Regions from separate parts of the Homo sapiens genome. Here region 2 is linked to region 1. Evidence: read pairs that join two places in POLR2A ChIA-PET (ENCODE). Cell type or tissue: PC-9. All regions are shown on one strand. Region 1 overlaps NCMAP (non-compact myelin associated protein). Region 2 overlaps IL22RA1 (interleukin 22 receptor subunit alpha 1).

Evidence for each region. Peaks named below come from ENCODE experiments on the same cell type or tissue, not always from the same donor. Only the 100,000 strongest peaks of a DNase experiment are listed, where the experiment ranks them.
Region 2: POLR2A ChIA-PET joins it to region 1 with 5 read pairs; 2 of 35 experiments call an interaction of 5 or more read pairs at or near these places.

The regions. Positions count from the first base shown.
Region 1 is chr1:24,565,959-24,569,958 of GRCh38, reverse strand. The region is part of intron 1 of NCMAP (non-compact myelin associated protein); the gene reads right to left. Among named protein-coding and RNA genes, the nearest start is that of NCMAP, 12 kb to the right of the region's middle. RefSeq lists enhancers at 199-701, 1,852-2,353. In PC-9, a CTCF peak has its summit at 1,682 (motif pointing right); a DNase peak (open chromatin) is centred at 1,778; H3K27ac peaks cover 282 bases.
Region 2 is chr1:24,138,681-24,142,680 of GRCh38, reverse strand. It overlaps IL22RA1 (interleukin 22 receptor subunit alpha 1), which reads left to right. Exons shown (of 7, transcript NM_021258.4): 2 at 3,967-4,000. Among named protein-coding and RNA genes, the nearest start is that of IL22RA1, 2.5 kb to the left of the region's middle. In PC-9, no CTCF peak of the experiment used is centred here; no DNase peak of the experiment used is centred here; H3K4me3 peaks cover 172 bases.

The DNA.
Region 1 (4,000 bases):
AATTTTTTTTAAGTGAGGAAACTGAGGCCCAAGGAGGTTAAGTAACTTGTCCAAGGTCACCAACTGAGGAAGGACGTGACCCCAAAGAATCTGACTTCAGAGTCTGCACCATGTTTTGAGGGCTTGAAAGTAAGAGGAGCATTTAATGAGCACTTACTGTGTGCCAAGCACTTTTCTAAAAACTTTATAAGTAAGCTTTTATTTGTATAGTTTAAATTTTTATTTGTATAACTCATTTCATTCCATGCCAGCCCTAGGAGGTGGGTATCATTATTTCCATTTTACAGGTAGAGAAACTGAGGCCCAGAGAGACTAAGTATCCTGAGGTCACACAGCCAGTGAAAGCGGCAGAACTAGGTAGAACTTAGGCCAAGTACACCACAGTTCATGCTTTTGACCACTCCACTTTACTGCTGCCGCTCAATCAATGAACATTGTTACTATTATCATTTGACTGGGACTTTATGAGGTGGGAAGGGAAGAATGCCAGTCTAGCTGGGAAGAACAATGGGAGTGAAGTCTGGGGAGGAGGGGGTGGGAATGGGCACATTAGGGAAGGAAAGTGTAGGATGTGGTGAGTGGGTGGGAGAGTGAAGGTCCCAGCACAGTGAAGTCTAGTGCCCAGGGAGGGCCAGAGTGGAACCTAGATTCAAGAAATATGTTGGGACTGGACATGGTGGCTCATGCCTGTAATCCCAGCACTTTGGGAGGCTGAGGCAGGTGGGTCACCTGAGGTCAGAAGTTTGAGACCAGCCTGGCCAACATGGTGAAACCCCGTCTCTACTAAAAATACAAAAATCAGTCGGGCATGGTGGCAGGCGCCTGTAATCTCAGCTACTCGGGAGGCTGAGGTGGGAGAATTGCTTGACCCCAGAGGTTGCAGTGAGCTGAGATCGCACCATTGGGCGACAGAGCAAGTCTCCAAAAAAAAACAAAACAAAACAAAACAAATATATTAGGAATTAAAGCTGTGGAAGAACTTCCTCCACAATAAGAAACTAGCATGCTCTGGGCTCTCAAGAACCCCTACATTATGAGCCGGGTATGGTGACGCATGCCTCTAGTCCTAGCTACTTGGAAGGCTGAGGTGGGAGGATCTCTTGAGCCCAGGAGTTTGAGTCCAGCCTGGGCAATATATCGAGACCCCTGTCTCTAATAACAACAACAAAAAGGATCCCTATTATGGGATTCAGTTTATTATGGATTCAGTTTGAGATGCTTGAAAATGAACCAGTAGTGGTCAGAGCCAGACTGACCTGGCTCGGCTGGGTGGCCTTTAGAAAGTTACTTAACCTCTCTGTGCCTTCATCTCCTTTTCTGTAAAGTGGAGGTAATAACAGGACCCTCTTCATGGGATTGCTGTTTAATACTACTACTAATAATAATAAATATAAAGTCTCTGGCAGTGTTTGGCACAAAGCAGCCCTTTAATATATTTCCTTTCTCTCCCCTCCTCCACCTCTAGGAAGATCTCCCCAAACCCCCAGCCACATGAGAATCGAGGTTAAAATCAGCAATGGATCTAGCATCACCGAGGTCCCTGGGGACCCCAGGTCAGTAAGGTGAGGGAGGAAGAAGACAGGGCAATGTCAAGCCATCCAGTTTCCAAATGTGTCTAAGACTGAGAAAAAGGAATAACTAGAACTTGTTTCCCTCTCCTTCCTGCTGTGTCAACTCTGAGTTATATAACTGAGCTTCTCTGTGAGGTGCCCCGTGCGGGCCTCCAGGAGGCAGGGTTGGCAGTGACATAAATAAATATTTCTGTGCTCTCTGCCCCCGGGCTCAGGTTCTGAGCAAATACCACAGCCTGAGAGGGAGGCCGTGACAAGGAGGAAGCTCTGGACTGTGAGTTGCCCCGTGTTCCAGGCCCAGCCCTGCCTGGAAGGATGTGAACGGGTCACAGGCGGGTGCCTAATTAGGTGACGAGCGGTCACGGGAGTGTGACCTGGAAGGAGAGATTCCAATACGGCCAGGGCGTCGCGGAACCCTCGGTCGATTCTCTCTATGGGTAGAATCAAGCCCACTCTCCTACCCCACCTGGTGTTCAATGCCCTTTACACTTCAGCCCCCGCCACCTCTCTCCTGCCTCCTCTCCCATCCCACCTGGGCACCCACATACTCCACACCCTGGCTCCTTGAGACTATTGAGTTTTCCCAAGGTTTGTCCCCTCTTTGGGAATGTCCTCCACTTCTTCCCTCCTCCATGAACTAGAAAGAGGGTGGAGACAGAGATCAGGACTTTAGAATTAAATTGGGGATTGAACTCCGGCTTAGTTATGTCCCCTTGGGCTCACAACTTAGCCTCCATGCCTGTTTCCTCAACTGTAAAGGAGGCTTTGCGACTCCTCTCTAGTTCCTTCTTGTTACACTCAAAGGAGATGATAATTGTTAATATTAAGTGTCAATCACTTAGCCTTACTGTATAGACCAGGCCTGTGTAAGGGTTTTGTGTGCATAAGTCACTTAGCAGTGCACGTTAACCCCCTAGCAGAATGCCTGGGCCCTAGTGGGTGCTGATAATGTCAGTTTCCTTTTTCTCCAAGACCTGCCCAAAGCCTCTCCTCCTATCTGAAGGAGGTCAGCCTCCTCTGAGACTCTTCACAGCATCTCATAGGTACCTTAGTTATAGCACTTATCACCTGAAAGTGTTGTTATCAGTAGGGAGGTCCGGCTTCCTTTCTATTCTAGGTGCTCCCTGGGGGACCTGCCTTACTTATAGCCATCCTGCCAGCACCCAGCACAAGGCCTGCTGTTTAGAAGGCACTTGAATGAATAAATGCGTGAATGCATGTGTGCGTATGGGCTGCGTGGAAGAGATGGGGTTAAGCAGGTGCCTGAGGATGGGTTGGCTCCGAATATACGCTTAACTCTCTGGGGTCCGGATCCCTGAGCTCGGGGCCTGGACCATCACAGCCCCTCTCAGCTCTGTGCAGACTCAAGGGACAAGTCACAGCCTCCTTTGTACTTTTACATTGCTTGGACTTGGATATTTTTCTAGTAAAAAACCAGGATATTTGTCCTGGCAAAGGGTTTTTGGGCCATGAGGCATCCAAGAGGGGATCTAGAAGCTATGGACTGGAATTTCCAGAATTCAGGTTTATGAATCATAGACTCACCTCTACAGTGCCTAGCCTGGCCTTGCACCCAGCATACAATAATTGTCTAATAAATGCTTAGTGGATTTGAGGCAGTGTGCTTTTTATGCCATTGTGGGGCTGGGATATGTCACTGTGAAGGAATAGAAGCCTCCAGCCTCTTCCCTGGGGAGCCACTTGTTGAAGGAATTAGAATTACAGACCTTTGCTTTCTGCACAGTTTCTCCATTGTTCCAAAAGCAATGATCATTTCCAACTTGCTACAGAATAAAGTTCTAATGATCTGTTGTGGGAATCAAGGTCTTCCATGAACTTGCCTCAGTCTTATTCCACCAGCCCCTGTCTCCTCTTCCCTTCCCCCGCCAGGCAGAATGAGCAATTTCCTGTCTCCAAAACCCACCAGTGCTTCCCAGCTATGCAAATTGCAGTTTCCAAAGACAGCCTCATAATATCTCCCATCCCATATTCTCTCCTGCAGTGTGACCCGGCCACTGCCCACATCAAGAGGCAGAGTCCATTTCTCCACTCCCTTGAAGCTAGGTGGGCCCTGTGACTGCTTAGACCACTAGAATATGTCAGAAATGGCCAGGCGCATGGCTCATACCTGTCATCCCAGCATTTTGGGAGGCTGAAGTGGGAGGATCACTTGAGCCCAGGAGTTAGAGACCAGCCTGGGAGCATTAGTCTGTTTTCTTACTGCTATAAAGAACTGCCCAAGACTGGGTAATTTATAAAGGAAAGAGGTTTAACTGACTCGAAGTCCAGCATGGCTGTGGAGGCCTCAGGAAACTTACAGTCATGGAGGAAGGAGAAGGGGAACCAAGGTAACTTCTTCACAAGGTGGCAGGTAGGAGAGGTGCCAAGCGAAAGGGGAAGAGCCCCTTACAGAACCATCAGATCTCATG
Region 2 (4,000 bases), 430 kb after region 1:
CCATCCTTCCTCTGCCTCTCACTTGGCACTGGCCTGACAGGGGAGGAGGAGGAAGGACCGGGGGAAACGAAGCTTGAGTTCACTATTGCCTCCCTCCATGCCCCTGCAGGGCCTCTTTGGCCCCTTTTGTTATCATAGATCTGAAAGAGCATTTTCTCCTAGAGTGGCCAGGTCTGCTACATTAATAGGTCTTAAGACACAGGACTCATTTGGAAACAGGTCTTAAGGGCATAGTGTTCAAAGCCAATAAAGTGAGCGGAGTGGGGGGCTCATCATTATGGAGAACGTTACATGAGACCCTAGACTCTCTCTCTGCTCTCCTGGTGCATTGCATGAAATTCAGGGAACTTCCTTAGGAAGTCAAAGCATAGTCCTGATTGAGGATGGCGAGCAGGTATGGCCTCGGCCAGGCCCTCCTTGCTCAAGTGCAGGACGAGGCCCACGAAAAGGCAGAGCTTCCCACCTTCTCTGCCACTGTCCCGCCAGGGCTGCCTGCGTCTCCAGGGCTTCCAGCTCTGTGGGACCCCCTCCAGTCTGCTTCCCAGCATCAAGCTGGGCGTTCCAGGAAGATGTGAGGCACCCCCTTGAGGCACCAAGACACGTCCCTTTAGACCCTCAGCCATACTGGTTAGAAATCCTAGAGGCTCCCAGCCCTTTGAGATGGGGGACCCCAAGAAATAGCCCTTAGGAGATTGTCAAGGGTCAGCTGCCTCGCGCTGCACACACCGGGCCCTCACCCCCCCAATCTTAGGCTGACTCCAGAGCATGTGGAATTGTTTCTTGTTTGTGTATTTTTCCTTAGCTTCCCAGCTGGTTGACAGAACATTGTTTTTCCACATGAATGTGAAAAAACAAGTTGCCTTTTATAAATCCGCCAGGCTGCCAGGCTCCACACAACACATGTCTCCCCAGATTTCACAATATAGACTTTCACCCGGGAAGTGCCGAAGCAACACAGGCTGAGGAATGGATGATAGATTTGAGGAGGAAAAGGAGCGAGGAGGGTGGGAGAAGAGGGGGAGATCTTGTTAGACCCTGACATCCCTAAAAGACAGGAGTGGGCCTAGGTTCACTTACCCCACTTCAGGAAGCTAACTGCAGTTCCCTCCTGAAAAGTGGTGCCAACCTCCACGTAGCCCAGGGTCCTTTGCCTTGGCAACATGCCCCCACCTCAGCCACCAGCCTCCTTGCAACCCAGATGGGCCCTCTATTTCCCACCCAGAACACTGACCTCAACCAGCAACCGTTCCCGCTGCAGACTCTACCCCAAGCCTTGATGGAGCCTGGCTTCTCAAAGCCCACCCTCACCCTTCTGCCCTGACCCACCACCCAACCAGAAGCCACTGTTCAGGTCTGACCTTGACTGGACTCCTTTCCTCAACTTTAGACTCAGCCCTGAATCCAGGACCCCTCCCTCCAGAACTGACCCCAATTCCACCCAGCCTCACATCCAAACAAGATGTCAGCTACATCCTAAGGCTCCACGGCACAGCCGTCACCTTGCGTAGAGGCAGTAGACCCCTCCCCGCGCCATCCCTAAGGCCCCATTCTGGGGACTCCAGGAAGCCTGAAGACATTTTGCAGCTGCTGGGCCAGAACCCAAATTCAGAGAGGAGGGCAGCCTTCGAGGTTGGCCAGAGGATGTGCAGCGGGGTCGGACCATTCTTCCGTCCCCATCGGTCCTCGCCAAGCCTGAGGACCCCTCTTGTGTGTAGAGTTGGAGTAGGGGAATCAATAACTGTCTGCTCCCTCACACCTTGGGCCCACTGGCAGTCGTAGACGTGTCTGGGGAAGGAGAGGCACAGACATATTCAAGACACACACCCAGGCCGCAAGGCCTTGACCCAGCTGGGGTTGCTTAACATTTTCCCACCTGTTTATTTCCCACGCCAGCCGGCCAGGGCCTCCGAGCTCCGAGCCAGCTGCCAGCTTGGGCCGCCATTTTCCCGCAGGCTCTTGCTCTCCACAGCCCAAGCCTGGGGGCCTGAGGGAAGGGTTTTATAAGTTAAGGACTCTTTGTTTACAGTGCAGATTGCTTTAGAGGCTGCAGCCCCTCCCCAGCCCCTTCCTTGAGGCTCAGGCCCTCACTGCCCTTCCCTTAACAGAAGCAGAAGTGGGCTGGACAAAGACCTAGCCTGGAAGAGAGGGCTGTGGACTCTTCAATGGCCAGCTTCTCTTCTCCTCTCTCTTCTCCTCCTCCCTAAATTCATCCCTTTATCAGGTGCTCAGGTCCCTGAAGCCCCCCACCCTCATATAAAAGGGTGAACAAGATAGCCCCCTCCCTACAGAGCGAATGTCTTCCCTTCCCAGGTCTCCTCCCTTCAGACTCAACACATGTACATAGGGGCCTGTTAGACACTAAACACATTCACAGACGCCAACCCGCTCTATCCGCCCCACAACCAGTCTAGCACTGGGATGAATATTGTAGGTTCTTCACATGCTAACTGTGATGCTGGGCGGCAGCTCTCTCTGAGCCTCAGCTCATTCATCAAATGGGGATAGTGATAGTGGGCACGTTGTCGTGAGGATTTAATGAAGGGAGGGACTTGCCTGAAAGAGGCTGTGCACTTCACAAATGCCAGTGGCTGCTGTTGTCATTGTTGTTTGTCTTTCGGTAAATCAAACTATATCCATTTTAGAGATGAGGCAATTGAAGTTCTCGTTGCTTAAACAACTTTCCCAAGGCCACCCTGCCCACGTGTGGGCTCAGTCAAGAGCGCCTCCTCCACCATTGCTTCATCTGATCAACTTGGGGCAAGTCACTTCTTACACACTTTAGTTACATATCTCTAAAATAAGGGTGAGGACACCAACTTCAGGTTGTGTTAAAAAGTGAATGAGAGACAATACCAAGCATCAATGGCGATGTGGAGAAACTGAACCCCTCAAACAATGCTGGTGGGAATTTAAGATGGTGCAGCCATAACATCCTGGACAATATATGAGACCCCATCACTACAAAAAATTTAAAAATAAATTAGACGGATGTGGTGGTGCATGTCTGTAGTCCCAGCTACACAGGAGGCTGAGGTGCGAGGATTGCTTAAGCCCAGGAAGTCGAGGCTGCAGTGAGCCATGATCACGCCACTGCACTCCAGCCTGGGGGACAGAGCAAGACCCTGTCTCAAAGACCAAAAAAATGGTGTGGCCACTTTAGAAAATAGTTCGACAGTTCTTCAAAAGGTTAAAGATAGAGCTACTATATAACCTACCAAATTCCACTCTTAGATATATACCCAAGACAACTGAAAACATATGTCCACTTATAAAATTGAACACGGTGTTCACAGCAGCATTATTCATGGTAGCCAAAAAGTAGAAACAACCCAAATGTCCTGATGAGTGGATAAACAAAATGTGGTATATCACACAATGGAATATTATTCAGCCCTAAAAAGGAAGTACTAATCCATGCTACCACACGTGTGAACCTTGAAAACATTATGCTAAGTGAAAGAAGCCAGCCAAGCTCTATTTACATAAAAAGTCTAGAGTAGGGACATTCACAGACACAGGAAGTAGATTCGTGGTTGTCAGGGTTTAGGGGAGGAGAAGAATGGGTGGAGTGACTGCTAATGGGCATGCAGTTTCTTTTTGGGGTGCTAAAAATGTTCTGGAATTAGATAATAGCGATGATTGCACAACGTTGTGAAAATGCTAAGAAACCATTGAACTGAACACTGTAAGGTGGTGACATTTATGGAATGTGAATCACAACCCATTGCAAAGCAAAATGGCTGAGAATGGATGGTTGGTTAGAACAGCGTGGGGAGCATCCCCTCTTGCTGGTCCATTTGTAGAAGGCTGGGGGCCAGGGTCTCCCTGCCCACCCACCAGGCTGGCATCTTGAAAGCAAAGGCACTTTGCATGAAATTTATATGGGGCAGGACTCTGACTGAGCCCATACATGGGCAGGGTGACCCTGGGAAAGCCCCTGCTCACCCTCCTCCCACCCTCCTGCAGCTCACGCCCCTGAGGACCCCTCGGATCTGCTCCA